2 separate regions of the Homo sapiens genome follow, and region 1 is linked to region 2. Evidence: read pairs that join two places in POLR2A ChIA-PET (ENCODE). Cell type or tissue: PC-3. All regions are shown on one strand.

Region 1 (8,000 bases), 250 kb after region 2:
TGGAAACTGGACTTTAAACATTCTTTCCCAGGAGATTCCGATAAACCAGGGACTCAACCCTCACTGCACTAGGAAGCCCCTCCAGGAGCTGTCTGTGAGTGAACAACTTTGAGACACCCTCTGGTCACCTGGCACAGGTGTGCCTCCCACCCTGGGCAGCCACGTGGGAGGGGTCAGCCTCCCCTGACAGCTGGAGAGGCCACTTTAGTGTCCTTGTGGGAGCTTGTGGCCATCCTTTCTCCCTTTCCTGGCTGGCCTCTCCTTCGGTATCTGCATTTTCTGTCGTCCTAACAGTCTCTGGAGAGGAAGGAAGAAGGGGCTGCTCTCGCTCTGGAATGCCAGCCCCCTGCTGAGTTCCTGCCGCCCTCTCTTCCTTGCTCCCAGCCCCCTCTACCAACAGGAACGGCCAATGCTCCTGGCTTTGCCTCTCTCTGCCTTTGTGCGTGTCTTACTGTGGCTCTCTTATTGTGGAGCACACATCACTCGACCCGAGGGCTCCCTGCTGCACCCTCCAGTCTGCGCTCTCCTCTTCCTAAACTTGTGGGCCCTGTCTACACAGGTTGCTCACTCCGCCATCTCTCTCGCCTTGCCCTCTGGCCTTCGTATTTATCAGTTCACTTTTTGAAACTGCACCTCCAGCCACCCTGACCTCTAACGCTCCTTACATTCCCTGTTTCTTGCCGTCAACACTTGAATGCCCCCTTGACCTTAAAAGTAAGTGTCTTGGAGTCAGATTCACTGTCTTCCTCTCAAACCTCCATCTTTCTCCATTTCCCCTTTGACTCCATCATAGCTTTGTTTACTCTTGGGGAGTATTTAGACCCATGCTTTTTACAGGTGAGGATCCAAGAAGGGGAGTGACCTTCCCCAGGGGAAACCAGCTCCTTAGTAAGAGAGAGGGAAGGAGAAGCTCGGCCACCACCCTTAGTCCTGATGGCCTTGAGCCGCCAGGGGCTCTGGCACCAGACGCATGTGGCCTGGGCATCTGATGTTCATTTCATTTCCATTTGCTTGTGTCCTGGCCCCACTATAAGAACAAAGCTCCTTGAGGGCAGGCACCCTGTCTCCGTTTCCTCTGAAATGTCCCTCAGTATAGAAAGCATTAAAGGGCTTCAGTCAAAGTTGAGATGAGGGAAAAAGGAGGCATATGGGGATGTTAGAGTCTCCAAAGGGAAAATGGTATTTCTTGTCAATCATAATTCCAAAGAGTGCCTTGTTTTTTGGTCAAGCATTTGAGTAGTTCATTAACAGGATCACATTCATTAGTTTTTCCCATTTGCTCGCCATTCTTTTGTTTGTTTGCTTGTTTTTAAGAGATGGGGGGGGGGGGTCTCACTTTGTTGCCCAGGCTGGTCTCGAACTCCTGGCCTCAAGCAATCCTCCCACCTCAGTTTCTCAAAGTGCTGGGATTACAGGCGTGAGCCACCGCACCCGGCCCCCATTTTCTCTTTATGGGACCTTGACGAGTGGTACTGATGAAATGATGAAACTCTTCCCATTGCAATTGGCTAGAGTCTCCAGATTTTGCCAGTTTTTAGTGACACCTTCAACTGCTTCATTCTAGGTATTAGTAAAGCAGTAATTCATTAAAGGGACAATTTAGGATTCTGTCTTCTCTTGGGAGGAGTTCAAGGATAGAGCATCCCATTAGAGTGGACAACAGAAAATGAGGTCACGTCTATTCAATCATAATAATGCAATTATTAATACTGATTGAACATATACTACGTGTAATAAATAGTACTGGATTCCTTTTTTCTGTCTGTTTTAGACAGGGTCTCACTCTATCGCCCAGGCTGCTGGAGTGCAGTGGTGTATAATCACGGCTCGCTGCAGCCTCGACCTCCCGAGCTCAAGTAATCCGCTTGCCTCACCCTCCTGAGCAGCTGGGACTACAGGTGCACACCAAAACACCCACCTAATTTTTGTGTTTTTTGTAGAGTCAGGGTTTTGCCATGTTGCCTAGGTTGTTCTGGAACTCCTGAGGTCAAGTGATCTGCCCGCCTCAGCCTCCCAAAGTGCTGGGATTACAGGCGTGAACCACCATGCCCAGCCAGTACTTGGATTCTTTATGTGTGTTCTTCGACTTCTCACATTGCCATAGATAGGTGATCTTACCACTGCTACCTTTTAGATGAGAAAACCGAGGCTTAGAGAGATGAGTGTCTTGCTCAAGATCACACAGGTGTTGAGTCTGAAGTTCACCTCTGAGGACTGACCTGGCGCCCTGCTCAGCAACCATGCTGTCTTCTCCCTGGAGGGGCACTAACTTCTCTTTTGGGGAGAGGTGGCTAGAGGAGAGCCTTCCAAGTGAGATGAGTAAGGCTGTCATCATTCTGATGAATCTTCATTAAGATAAAACTAGAGGGCCACTGTATTTGTCCGTTTTCACACTGCTGATAAAGACATACCTGAGCCTGGGCAATTTACAAAAGAAAGAGGTTTAATTGGACTTACGCTTCCACATGGCTAGGGAGGCCTCACTGTCATGGCAGAAGGCACAGAGGAGCAAAGTCACATATTTCGTGGTTGGCAGCAGGCAAAAAGAGAGCTTGTGCCGAAAAACTTCCCCTTATAATAACCATCAGATCTCATGGGACTTACTATCAGGAGAACAGCACCGGAAAGACCTGCCCCATGATTTAATTACCTCCCACCGGGTCCCTCCCACAACACGTGCGAATTCAAGACGAAATTTGGTTGGGACACAGCCAAACCATATCAGCCACTCACAGTGGTGCACACCTGTAATCCCAGCACTTTGGGAGGTCGAAGTGAGAGAATCGCTTGAGCTCAGGGGTTTGAGACCAGCCTGGGAAACATAGCAAAACCCTGTCTCTACAAAAAATATGAACATTAGCCAGCTATGGTGGCATGTGCCTGTAGTCCCAGCTACTCAGGAGGCTGAGGTGGGAGGATCGCTTGAGCATGGGAGGTTGAGGCTGCAGTCAGCCATGATCATGCCACGGCACTCCAGCCTGGGTGACAGAGTAAGACTCTGTCTCAAAAAAAAAAAAAAAAAAAAAAAAGAAAAGCAGTTTATAAACTGGTAAGCTCTATGCACATATGAGGTATTAAGAACGGTCTTCTGCTTTTATAAAAATTCCTTTATGCTGCTGACATCCTGGTATGAACTTTTTCCTCTACAGGTCCACTGCAGAGCCAGATTAGAACTCATGATAGCAGCTTCCTTCTTACCAACCCTGCTGCCTTCAGCACTTAGAAATCCCCCGATCCAGCTGTCCCAAATTGTCTTGGCTATTGTGAGTCTGTGGCGGTAATCTATGGATAGTGTCTGGATATTTGGGTCAGATTCTGCCAGTTTTTAAAAAGCCCTCTTTCTTAGCAAAACCGTGACTTCTATGTTACGTCCAGACAACGAGCAGAAACTGAGCACTGAACAACACAGTACCACAGGCAATGGGGTCAAGTGCCTGTGAAATAGCTGTCGGGATAAAAGGTTATTATTAGCTCTGCCTCTCGCTCTTGTTCTGGGCTTTGAAGGCTCATCAGTTCCCCCAAGAAATTTTCTGTGCGTCCTTTTTTTTTTTTTTTTTTTTGAGACGGAGTCTGGCTCTGTCGCCCAGGCTGGAGTGCAGTGGCCCGATCTCGGCTCACTGCAACCTCCGCCTCTCGGGTTCACACCATTTTCCCGCCTCAGCCTCCCGAGTAGCTGGGACTACAGGTGCCCTCCACCACGCCCGGCTAATTTTTTATACTTTTTACTAGAGACGGGGTTTCACCGTGTTAGGCAGGATGGTCTCAATCTCCTGACCTCATGATCCGCCCGCCTCGGCCTCCCAAAGTGCTGGGATCGCAGGCGTGAGCCACCGCGCCAGGCCTTCTGTGCATCTTAAAGAACACCTTTGAAAGGTGCCAGAGAAGCAGACTGGGATGGAGTAGAGGGTTGCCCTGCAACAGGGGTACTTTCTTCCTGCACCCAGAGGCGGCTGGACAGCAGTGTTCTGAAGCTCCTCCCCCTGGCACTGGGGGTGGTGAAACGGAGCAGTCCACCGAAGAGCATGCCTGAGGACCAGCACTCAGCCCCACATGCACCTGGCAGGAAAGCCACTGAGATCCCAGCCACGCAGGAGTCTCAGCCTCCTCTCTGACTAGTTCTGATAGGGTTTTCGTTAGACTTTCTGGCTGGGAAGGGACCTCTGAGTGTGGATGGGGGCCTGCGAGGGCATGACCAGGAGTGGGGAGCAGTGTCCTCAATAAAAAGAGCAGTGATCATTACATATTTGCATAGGGCCAAATATTCTTTCTTTTCTCTTTTTTTCTTCTATTTCCTTCCTTACTTTCTTGTGTCCTTTCTTTTTAATCACAAATGCCAAATTGGAATATGCCTTGTTTGGCAGAGAAGGCAAGAGACCCCACCCAACAGTCACAGACAAAACATGGGTGAGATTTGTCTGCATTCCCATCAGTGCCTGCCTTCAGAGCTGGAGGTAGCTGCCCCAGCAGTCCAGTGACTCAAGCTATGGGGTGCTTACCACTTCCCTTGGGGAATCTGGCCCACGTCTCTGCTGTCTCCTCATTCAAACGTTTTCCCAGCTACTCAGCCACAAGCTCCTTTCCCGGGGGCACTGCAGCTTCCCTCCCTGTGCCACAAGTTTTGACTCATCTTGGACAGAGATGGTGGGGGTAGGGGACTTACAGAGCATTCAGCTGGGGTTGCTGTCGTCTGTCACTTGCTCTCATCCTAGACTGTCAGCTCAGGGCCAAGCAAAGTCATCCCTTGTTGCTTCTTCTAGGCTTCAAATTAGAGGTCGGCCTCTCCACACCTCATTCTTCAGACTGTAAACTTCCTGAAGGTGGGAACTGGTCTCATTCATCTCTGGGTGTTTAGGGCTCAACAAATGAAGCGAATCTTCAGTTTCTCCCATGTTGCATTCTGGAGTAATCAGGGTCTGGGGAACAAGACTTCCCCCCGACCTCCCACGAAGACCCTAACTCCATGGCCGGGCACAGTGGCTCACGCCTGTAATCCCAGCACTTTGGGAGGCCGAGGCAGGTGAATCGCTTGAGGTCAGGAGTTCGAGATCAGCCTGGCCAACATGGTGAAACCCCGTCTCTACTACGGTGGCGCACACCTGTAATCCCAGCTGCTTGGGAGGTTGAGGCAGGAGAATCAGTTGAACCCGGGAGAAGGAGGTTGCAGTGAGACGAGATTGTGCCACCACACTCCGGCCTGGTCAACAAGAGCAAAACTCTGTCTCAAAAAAAAAAAAAAAAAAAAAAGACCCTAACACTAGAACTGATGTTTTATTCTGAGGAAGAGAGAAACTGAGCCTGCTTGAAATTTGGCAAAGCGGATTCAAAGCTTTTTTGCTTGCTTTAGGCCAACTCTCCTCATATCATCTGTCCCCAAGATAAAGCCTTGAACTAGCTTCCCTCCAGCAGCAGGCAGGCTCCCCACAACAATTATAGGCCATGCATTTATGGTTGCTGGACCTGGTCTCATAAACCCCATTCATTCACTCCGAGGTGAGAAAAGTCACAGTGCACCTGAGGTGAGAAAAGTCACGGTGCACCTCCGGCCCAAGCCAGCACAGTTCCAAGGAAACCTTGCCCTCTAATTAGTGGGGTATTTGCTACAACAGCTCTTACCTGTTGTAAAATCCAGAGGACAATAGCTCCTTATTGCCTGCCCAGTGTGGTGGGTTCCTGGTCCCATCCATTCCCTGACCCTCCCTGCTGCCCCTTCCCCCACTGAAAGGGGGAGGCTGTCACCTTGTTTGGTTACTAATTTTAAAAAGGCAAAGCCTTTGATTATTACTATTGTATTTTCCCTCCCCTCACTGTACTGCATTCGAAGGCAATTTCTTTAGCAGGGCGACCTCCTCCTCAGGGAAGAGACTGGGTTTTTCAGAATGTAAAAGCAAAGGGGCTGGAGGGCAGGCCTGGGATCCTACTGGCTGCTCTCGGTTGGTCCCTGTTACCTGGGTCTGGAGCAGGGACCAGCAGCTCCTGCCTCCACTGGGACCTTAGCTCACCCACTTCACCTCCTTGGACACCCTCTTGGGCAGCTCACCCAGAGGTGCTATGAGGTTACCTACAAAAGGACATGGGACTTCCAGAAAAGCATTTAAACTTGGATCTGAACTAAGGCCGAGCCCTGGACTCTAGTGACCTTCTCAAGCTATTAGCCCCTGCAGTGACTATGGGTTGGTCGTCAGACTTTCCTGTGCCTCATTTTCTCCATAAAACATCAGGAGAATTATTTAGTCCTATATCCATGACGAAAGTATTGAGAGAACACGTTTGCTCCTTGAAACCTTTCTGCCTCATTTTTCCCAAACCCAGGGATCTTTCTGAGCTGGGCTCTGTAGGGAAGGGCCCAGGACTGCGAGGGGGATGACCTGGGTTTGCGAAGCGGCAAAGTAGTTCCCGGGTCACTCTACTTCCTTGGGGGATTCAAAGGAGGACGCGTAGCAAGAAAGCGGAGGACATAACTCTCTTCCCCTCTCAGAGCCTCGGGCCCCGCAGACGCCGAGGTGGGCGCTCGTGCCAGGATCGCGGGGCGCGGGTACGGGCTCCTTGGGCGCCCCGAGGGGGCTGCTGGCCGGGGTAAGAGCCGCGGTTTCTTCGGAGGATCGGGTCGAGTTCCAGGAGAAGGGGGCAGCAGGCGTGCGGCGCCGGGAGAAGGGGGCCGGGCGGCGGAGACTCCCCGTCCGCACCCCCGCGGCGAGGCCCCCGGGCCGCTCTGCTTAGGGGCCGAGGGAGCCGGGCGGGAGGCAGGTGCGGAGGTCGCGGTCCCAGCGCCTGGGAGGAGCCCTCGGGAGGGTGTCGCGGCCCGGCTGGTGGGCAGGAGCGAGCCGGGGCCGGCGCGGCTGTCGGGGGCGGGGAGGAGGCGCGGGAGGCGGGGCGGAGGCGGCGGCGCCCCCAGGATCCACTCGCCCAGCGCCGGGCCCTGCACTCCGAGCCGCGGCCGCCACCCGCCCCGCAGCCAACTTGGGCCGAAACTTCCCCGGGTCCCGCGCTCCGGAGCAGGGCGCGCAGCCCGGCGAGATCGACGGCGGCCTCCCGAGCCCGCGCCTCGGGCCCAGGGCCTCCCTCCGGATCGGCCGCAGGCTGCGCGCCCCCGACCGTCCCCGCCCGCTGAGTTCGGGGGTCCCCGGCGCGGAGCAGGGAGCCCTCCGGGCGGCAGGAGGGCGCGCAGACTCCGAGCGCCGGGGCTGCCTGGCCGGGCTCCGGTGGACACCTCGGAGGCTGCCCCAGCATCGGGGGGGGGGCCCGAGACGCCTCGGCGGGACCCCGGGAGCCGAGCACGCCCGCCCGCGCCGCCAGCCCCGCGCCCCGGCCGCGGATGAAGAGTCGGAGGCGGCGGCCCGAGCGGCCCGCGCGCTGAGAGGAGCGGGCAGGGTCTGCCCCGGGCCCCGCCGGCCGCCCCCTGCGCCCCCGCGGGCCGCGCCTCGCCCGCCGACCCAGCGCAGCCGGGCGCAGGAAGAGCCGGGCCGGGCCGAGCGGCGCCCGGAGCCCGCGGGCCTGACACGCGGCGGGACATGCAGGTAAGCGCCGGCCCTCGCCCCCGGGGACGGCCCCGCCGCCGCCGCCGCCGCCCCGGCTGCCGAACCTCGCGCGGCTCCTCCGCCTTCCCGGCCCCGCGGCCGCGCTGGGTGTCCGCCGGGTGGGTCTGCGCGCCGCGGGCGTCGGGTCGGGGCGGGCCGGGGTCAGGTCGGGGGAAGGGAGTCGCCCCGGGCCGGGGCGGCGAACAAAGCTGGGGACCGCCGGGCCCTCGCGCGGGCAGGCATAGGAGGCTCCGGGGTCGGCGGCGCAGGCGGGGCGGCCTCTGAGCTTCGCGCTCACTCTCCCGGGTCTGGTCGGGCCCAGCCCCGACCCTCCGCCGAGGTCTGCGCCGGCATCGAGGACCCCATCTGGGTTACTTTACCCGCCGGACGCGGGTGGGAGCCTGCGTTTCTGCCCGGACCGCGCAGGTAGAGCCCGAGCGCCGCTCGGCTTTGTGCTTCTCCGGTCGCTCCGGCGCTCCACGTCCC
Region 2 (8,000 bases):
AGTCTGAGAGAGGCAGAAGTGATAGGTTAGGTACAGAAATTTTTACACTGTGGCTTTCCAGTTCAAAAGGTCGTTCCAGAACCTTAGGGAAGCTGTATTCCATAATGGCGAAGAAGGTGGACTCTGGAGTTAGAAACCTTGGTTGGAATTAGGCTCCCATCACTTAGAAATTATGACCTTGGGCAAGTTACTTGTGGGTCAGTTCCCCGAGCTGTAAAAGAAATAGTTACTACATCTGCCACATTAAAGAGATGGTATCTGTATAAAGCACCTTTAACAGATTCTGACACGTGGTAAAGCCATAGTAAACATCTACCACTATTGGTACTTCTGTTGTCACCACCACTGCCCTCTGTGGTTCCAAGGGGAGGCACTGCTCTCACTGGTTGGCTGAAGGCCCCAGAGAAATGTCGTATTTATAGACCCTGTCTGGTTGATTCAGCACCAGCAGTGACAAACTTACTGTTAAATTCTAATTTACATATGTCAAGTGTTAATACTGTGACTCAAGGAAATTCTTGTCCTCTCCCCAATCTGGTCTCATATTCTAGAAGTTGTAGATTTGCATCAACTGAGAATAACACAGTCACCTAATATGTTGATCAGATGGACATTATTCTTATCACCAGATTATTTATTCTCTGAGAGTCTGTCTTAGATCAATACAGGTTCTTAATCTGTACATTATTTCCTATTTTACATCCATGGTCTTCTCATAAAAAGAGTTTGAGTAGGCCGGGCGCTGTGGCTTATACCTGTAATCCCAGCACTTTGGGAGGCTGAGGCAGGTGGATGACGAGGTCAAGAGTTCAAGACCAGCCTGGCCAAGATGGTGAAGCCCCATCTCTACTAAAAATACAAAAATTAGCTGGGCGCAGTGCTAGGTGCCCATAATCCCAGCTACTTGGGAGGCTGAAGCAGGAGAATTGCTTGAACCCGGGCAGCAGAGGTTGCAGTGAGCTGAGATCATGCCACTGCACTCTAGCCTCAGTGATAGAGTGAGACTCCGTCTAAAAAAAAAAAAAAAAAAAAAAAAAACCTTGAGTAGCTTTAGTAAACTGCTAGAAATATATGCTATAAAATCCAGTTCTAATGCTGTCTTTCAGTTTTACTAAGCCAGATGTTCTATAGTTTCCAGAAGGAAGGGAGGGAGGGGAAAAATACTTTCTTAGCATTATTTGAAACTAAGCATTGGTTTTAGAACGTTATCCTTAGATGTTATTCCTAGAAGCAGGAAGATACGGAAATTTTAAAACCGTAAAAATATTTTAAGGGTTTAGTCTTTGTAATCTTAAATTGGAATTTGAAACATTTGTTTAAATTTATGACTTTTTTCTCTTAAACAGTCACACATGCATTTCCTATGTACTGCAAATACCTAGAAAACAAATCATCTTCTTAGTAGCAATGCTCACTCGTAGTGGTCAGATACGGTTTCTAAATACTATTCAATATTAGAAGGACTTGAAATCTAAACAAAAGTTACTTTTTTGGCATAAAGTGAATATTATAAGTATACATTTTTCTTCACAAGTGCTTATTGGCTTCTGAAACCTCTGTAGTCTTTATAGCAGCACTGTCAAATAGAACTTGCTAAAACAGTGGTAATGTTTTATGTCTGTTCTACCAAGATGGTAGCCTCTAGCCACGTTTCTGTTGAACACTTAAAATTTGGCTAGAGCACCTGAAAAACTGATATTTTGCTTTTATTTAATTTTAAGTAAATTTTAATGGCCATATCTGCCTAGTGGCTACTATATTGGACAGTTCAACTCTATAGTATGTTGGACAGATGGGTGGGTGGATGGATGGATGGATGGTCGGTCAGTCAGATGGACAGACAGATAGATACATGGATATCTATCTATCTACATATACATAGTTAGTAGATACTAGTTAGTTTTTCCTCCTAAGCCTGACAGAGTTGTGACACTAGGATATTCAAATACAAGCATTTTCTGATATAGTTGGTCATTTTTTAAATTTTTGTTTTTGGAAAAACATTTGTGACATAAAACCATGTTTGTCAAAAGTAATTTTTCCTTTAAGAAATAATGGTGGAAGACTAGATCACTTTCAAGGGATATTATAATTGCATGTGAGTGTTTTCTTCCACATTCGTGTGGTAGCATCATGTAGATGCTTAAAGTTATGACGTGAGTGATGGAATTAGTGGAGGAAAAAGGAGTGGAATAGTTACAGAAATGAGAGTCATCTACATTAGATGTCCATAGTGAGAACATGCCACCCCAGCATTGTTAAAAGTTTATGTATCATCCATTCATTTCGCTGTTCATTCATTGTTTATCTAGATCCTCCTATGTGCTAGAAACTGAGAATACTTTACTGAACCAAATGAGTATGGTCCTTTTCCTCATGGAGCTTATATGTTAGTAGGGGAGATTGATCACAGAAATAAACATATACTTTAAAATTTGATCCATGCAAATAAAAAAAGTATAGTATTTTATAAAAGTGTGTAACAGGGGACCTTATTTAGAGTGAATGGTCAGGGAAAGCATCTCGTCTATTTTATTTTATTTTATTTTATTTATTTATTTATTTATTTATTTATTGAGACAGAGTCTTGCTCTGTTGCCCAGGCTGGAGTGCAGTGGTGCGGTCTTGGCTTGCTGCAACCTCCATCTCCCAGGTTCAAGCAATTCTTCTGCTTCAGCCTCCCAGGTAGCTGGGATTACAGGCATGCATCACCACACCCGGCTAATGTTTGTATTTTTAGTAGAGATGGGATTCCAGCATGTTTTTCAGGCTGGTCTCGAACTTCTGAACTTGTGATCCGCACACCTTGACCTCCCAAGGTGCTAGGATTACAGGCATGAGCCACCGTGCCTAGCTGGAGGGCATCTCTTAACACATTGATACTTAAATTGAGAAATGAAAATGAAAAGTAAGTAGGAATTAGTGAAATTAAGAATGGCAGGTAGTTTACTTCAGCAGGAACCACGTGTGTGGAGACCCTAATGATGGAAATAGTTTGGCATAGTTCGGAAATCAAAAGAAAACCAGAGTTCGTGGAGTGTACTAAGTCAAAGTGAGCCGGTAGCTCTATGGATAGTAGGTGAGTGATTGAATAAATGAGTGAATGAATGGATGGTGTGGCATGAAACTGGAGAGGTAGGCAGAAACCAGAATATATAGGATAGTCATGTTAATGATTTTAGGTTTTATCTCAACCACAGTGGTTATCTTTTAAGTAATTTTAAGCAGAAGAGCGGTAAGACTTATTTCCTGTTTTAAAAAGAGTATTCCAGGCTGGGCACAGTGGCTCATACCTGTAATGCCAGCACTTTGGGAGGCTGAGGCAGGTCGATCACCTGAGGTCAGGAGTTTGAGACCAGCCTGGCCAACATGGTGAAACCTTGTCTCTACTAAAAATACCAAATTTAGCTGGGCGTGGTGGTGCACGCCTGTAGTCCCAGCTACTCAGGAGGCTGAGGCAGGAGAATCACTTGAGCCCAGGAGGCAGAGGTTGCAGTGAGTCCAGATTGCGCCATCTCAAAAATAGAGTATTCCAGCAATTATATGAAGAATAAATAGGAGAGTAAGGGTAGAAAGGGCTGAGGACATGTTAGGAAAACATATAATCCAAGGACATGTAGGGTGATGGCAAAGGAGATGGAGAGGTCTATTTGGAGATAAACTCAGCAAGATTTGCTGGTCAATTGCATGTTGATGATGAGGGAGAGGAGAGGGAAGTGGCAAGGTTGATTTCTACGCTTCTTATCACGAGGATCTTTAAGTGGATGGTTGTCTTATTCCATTTAGTGTTGCTATAAAGGAATTACCTAAGGCTGGGTAATTTATAAAGAAAAGGAGTTTATTTGGCCATGGTTCTACAAACTGTACAAGGAGCATGATGCCCGCATCTGCTTCTGGTGAGGGTCTCAGGCTTCCACTTGTGTCAGAAGGCAGAGTACCTTTTATTCTTAATACAAACTACAATTCTTGTAGATTTACTGACACTTACTGATTACCTACTGTCTGCCAGTCACTCTGGTACATTCTTTCTTTATAATATTATTCAGTTGTTAAACAACAGATTCTCAGATATATGTAATGTTTTCTAGGTCGAAAACAAGTGCCAGTTCTTGTTGGGTCCTTTTTCAGAAGAGTAAAGAAGGGCTTACATGTCTTAAACTACATGTTCCTTCTGAGTGAAGCAATCTCTTCAACCTTACCTTATTCCCTTGTCTGGAAAAATCCTACTTCTTCCATAAAACCTTTTCTGACCTTCCAAGTCTGAGTTACATGTCTCTCTCATGTTTTTGTTTTTCTTTTTCTTTTTCTTTTTTTTTTTTTGAGATGGAGTCTCTCTCTGTTGCCCAGGCTGGAGTGCAGTGGCGTGATCTCGGCTCACTGCAACCTCCGCCTCCCAGGTTCAAGCAATTATCCCTGCCTCAGCCTCCCAAGTAGCTGGGATTACAGGCGCCCGCCACCATGCCCAGCTAATTTTTTGTTATTTTTAGTAGAGACGGGGTTTCGCTATGTTGACCAGGCTGGTCTCGAACTCCTGACCTCAGGTGATCTGCCCACCTCAGCCTCCCAAATGCTGGGATTACTGGCGTGAGCCACTGTGCCCAGCCTCTCATGTTTTTCAACTGCACTTGTACTTAGTCCTGTTTTTTTTTTTTAATAACACTGCATTATTATTACGTATTTACTACCTATTGCTTTAAGAGACTGTCTCCATTTTGTCTCCTAGAATGAAAGCTCCTTGAGGGCAGGAGCTGTGTCTTATTTACTGTTGTATCCTCAGCGTCTACCATTGCACCTGGTACACAATGGCATTCAATGAATATTTACTAAGTAATTAAATTATGAGCGAATAAATGAAATTTTGTCCTGACTTAATGTTTGCAGCATCACTGTACTTACTAAACAATTTAGGATTTAATGGTAATTTTATCATATTTTTATACTTATCTAAACAGTGTTTTGAAATGTTTTCTTTGTTGCAATTGCGTTTCCACTGGATTTGATAAACTACTTTTTCATCTGAACAGAAGAACTTAAAGGTGTCAGAATTGTAGATTTAAAGAATTAGAATAGATATTTATGTGAAAGTTATTTACATTTTTGTGCTTGATTTTAAAGAATGGTAGCCAGAGTGGAAAAATACAATTTAGAAATCATTATTATCCCTGACCTGTCCTTCAGTGGCAAAACAGAGGGCTTATATGTCTCAAAAAGTGAATGTGCAAAATTGTAGGCCCACTGTTGTTGACCTCTTAGCTAGTGGGAACTAGCTGAAAGTCTTATGTAGCAGTGAGCCTTCCACTCGGAAGTACCAGGCCACCATGTTTATGAAAACATGTAATAATTCAAAACATTCTGCAGAGCAGGTATAAACTGATTAGAATCATTTGAAAATCTTTTTGATCCTACTTTATTTCCTTTTAGTGGGACTGATGCTTCTGATCATCACTGGTAAATTTGACATTAGGTTTTTCAAGATTTGCCTCATCTTTCCCGGACTTGGAAATAGGTTCATAATATTATTAAGACTGATTCATTTCATATAGTGCTGTAATGGGTTACATTTAATAGTTTACAGAAATCTCTTCTTAACATATCCTAAATTCATTTTCTTTGCTTGCTCTTATAAGTCTTAACTGATTTCTGTGAGACATTCTTGAAATGAGTAGCTAAGCAGTCCAAAAGTGTTACAGATACAAACGTTATTCAGAACTATGTAGAATCATTCTGTCTTACAAAAAAAATAGAGTGTTACGTTGGTAACATAAACGGTGCTTGTAAAGCAGTTTACTGGTTTCTGCAGAAGTTCATCATGTTTGGTCAATGCACAGATTGTAGATACTGTTGTTCAAAGATACTTCATTTTTAAAATGTAAGATGTTATTATGGAACATGATATTGATAAGCATATAGAAAGTATATTTTTAATGTTTCAGGTACCTAAGAGATATGACAGTTCACGATCATCTTCTCTTTGCCGTTGTGTAATCAGTTCAGTCTTTCAATCAAATTCTGTCAAGAGGAACCTCGTAGGTTTCACTGTAGACTCTCGCTCTGCTGTCAAGGAGTTTGAATCCCCTTTGTTATGGTGGCTGGTTATGAAATCAGTCACTTGACAGACCCTGAAGTGAGACTGCTGGAAATACGTCATGTCTGCCTTCATGGTGACAGCTGGTTACAAAACAAACCCCACCACAGCCATTCTGCAATTGACAAGGGACTTCAAAAGCCAACAGGGCTGCCACTTCAAAGAGAATTCTGCCATCTCTGGCTTGTTGAAAGAAGTTGTTAAATGGCTGTACCCTGCCCTACCAGAAATCTCCATGTTTAGACTTCTCCTTCTTTTGATCTTTGAAAGATGTATGAAATGACTTAAGTTAGAGGAATGATAAAGTCTCTAGTAATGGCAACCCAGCACTCTGCATTTTGATCCATTTATTAATGGAAATTACCCAGATATGTTCTAATGACAGGAGGTTTAAAAACTCAATGTCTCAGAGAATGAATGTCCAAAAAAAGAGTTGAAATTTCATAGTATTGTTGTAGCCACCTTAAAAAATCTGGAAATAGTAGGGAAGAAAATGAAACTCAGTGTGTTTTTAAAACCTTCCATTTCTTCGTGTAATTTTTAGCCCTTTTAATGGAATCAGATTCTGAATATTGATAGATTAGAAAACAACACAAATCTTTAATCATAAGATTAAATTTCATGGTTAAAACGGACATTTCTCCACTTTTAGTAACTCTGTACTTAAAGTTTGAAGCTACCTTGTACTATATTTAAAGTTATATTCATCCCTTTCTGCTGAATACAATTTTAAAATAATTACCTTGTGTTTATCTTAAACAATAAAAAAAGCCTTAGAGTTTTAATAGAACCCTTAATAAAAGGTCAGAGTGCTAACAATCAAGGGAAAAGGCAGCAACATGAACTCTTTCTTTTAGAATACGGATAGCCCTAAAAGATGGAGTAATGTTTAGTATACTTGAAAAAGAAAGCAGAAAACTTTATAAATAATATAACAGTAAAAAAAAAGTGGAGATTTTATACTCAACATGAACTTGGAGTGTAAATTAGTTGGAATTTAAAATCCTTCTAAGTGAATGGCATGACCTTTTCCTAATTGTATGTTTTCTCTCTCATCCTATGTGTATAGGAAGATAAAGCTAAAGATCTTTAGATTCATTTGCCCTGATCTCCTATTTTCTTATTTCTCTTAAAATATCTCTTTACATAAAATTTTTAGAAATCGAGTTGACAGAAGCTTTAACGACTGTAACTTCCTCTATAATTTTACCAGATGGGGTCAGTAGATAACTACTAAAGAAATTCTGAAGCAGAACTGAAGCCCCCAGGAAATAACCCCATGACATAGTATGACCAAAAAATTCTCTAGAAACATGAGTAGTCGCTCTTCAAGTAATGCATTTGGATTTGTCTTTTTTTGTTGTTGTTATCTTAGTTTCTTCCTCTAGAAAAACCTCCAGAAAATTTTTTTGACAAAGTAGTACATGATATTACTGTCCTGGAAGTCCAGGAAATATCTATGCCTTTAAATTTAGGCTCGAGTTTTCATTTTATTCAGCAAAAGGACTGTATCTGTGTTTTCAAAAGTTAGAGCGATGTGAAAAAATTAAGTCCAGTGGAAACAAACCTTTGGCACATCCAAAATTAAACCCCAGAAATGACTGCCAGAAGTCTATGGATACTGGTTTTCAAAGCAGACTTTTTTTTTTTTTTAATTTTATTTTATTTTATTTATTTATTTTTTTTTGAGACGGAGTCTCGCTCTGTCGCCCAGGCCGGACTGCGGACTGCAGTGGTGCAATCTCGGCTCACTGCAACCTCCGCGTCCCGGGTTCAAGCAATTCTTCTGCCTCAGCTTCCCAAGTAGCTGGGACTACAGGCGTGCGCCACCATGCCCAGCTAATTTTTGTATTTTTAGTAAAGACGAGGTTTCACCATGTTGGCCAGGCTGGTCTCGAACTCCTGACCTCATGAT

The links. ChIA-PET counts read pairs that join two places held together with the same protein. Peaks named below come from ENCODE experiments on the same cell type or tissue, not always from the same donor. Only the 100,000 strongest peaks of a DNase experiment are listed, where the experiment ranks them.
Region 1: POLR2A ChIA-PET joins it to region 2 with 13 read pairs; 2 of 35 experiments call an interaction of 5 or more read pairs at or near these places.

Annotation. Positions count from the first base shown.
Region 1 is chr12:1,523,437-1,531,436 of GRCh38, forward strand. LOC107984507 (a long non-coding RNA gene) reads right to left here. Exons shown (of 2, transcript NR_160736.1): 2 at 4,287-8,000. Among named protein-coding and RNA genes, the nearest start is that of LINC00942, 27 kb to the left of the region's middle. RefSeq lists silencers at 6,659-6,908, 6,999-7,108. In PC-3, no CTCF peak of the experiment used is centred here; a DNase peak (open chromatin) is centred at 4,545; H3K4me3 peaks cover 397 bases; H3K27me3 peaks cover 299 bases.
Region 2 is chr12:1,271,935-1,279,934 of GRCh38, forward strand. All of the region lies in intron 14 of ERC1 (ELKS/RAB6-interacting/CAST family member 1), which reads left to right. Among named protein-coding and RNA genes, the nearest start is that of LINC00942, 220 kb to the right of the region's middle. In PC-3, a CTCF peak has its summit at 7,307; no DNase peak of the experiment used is centred here.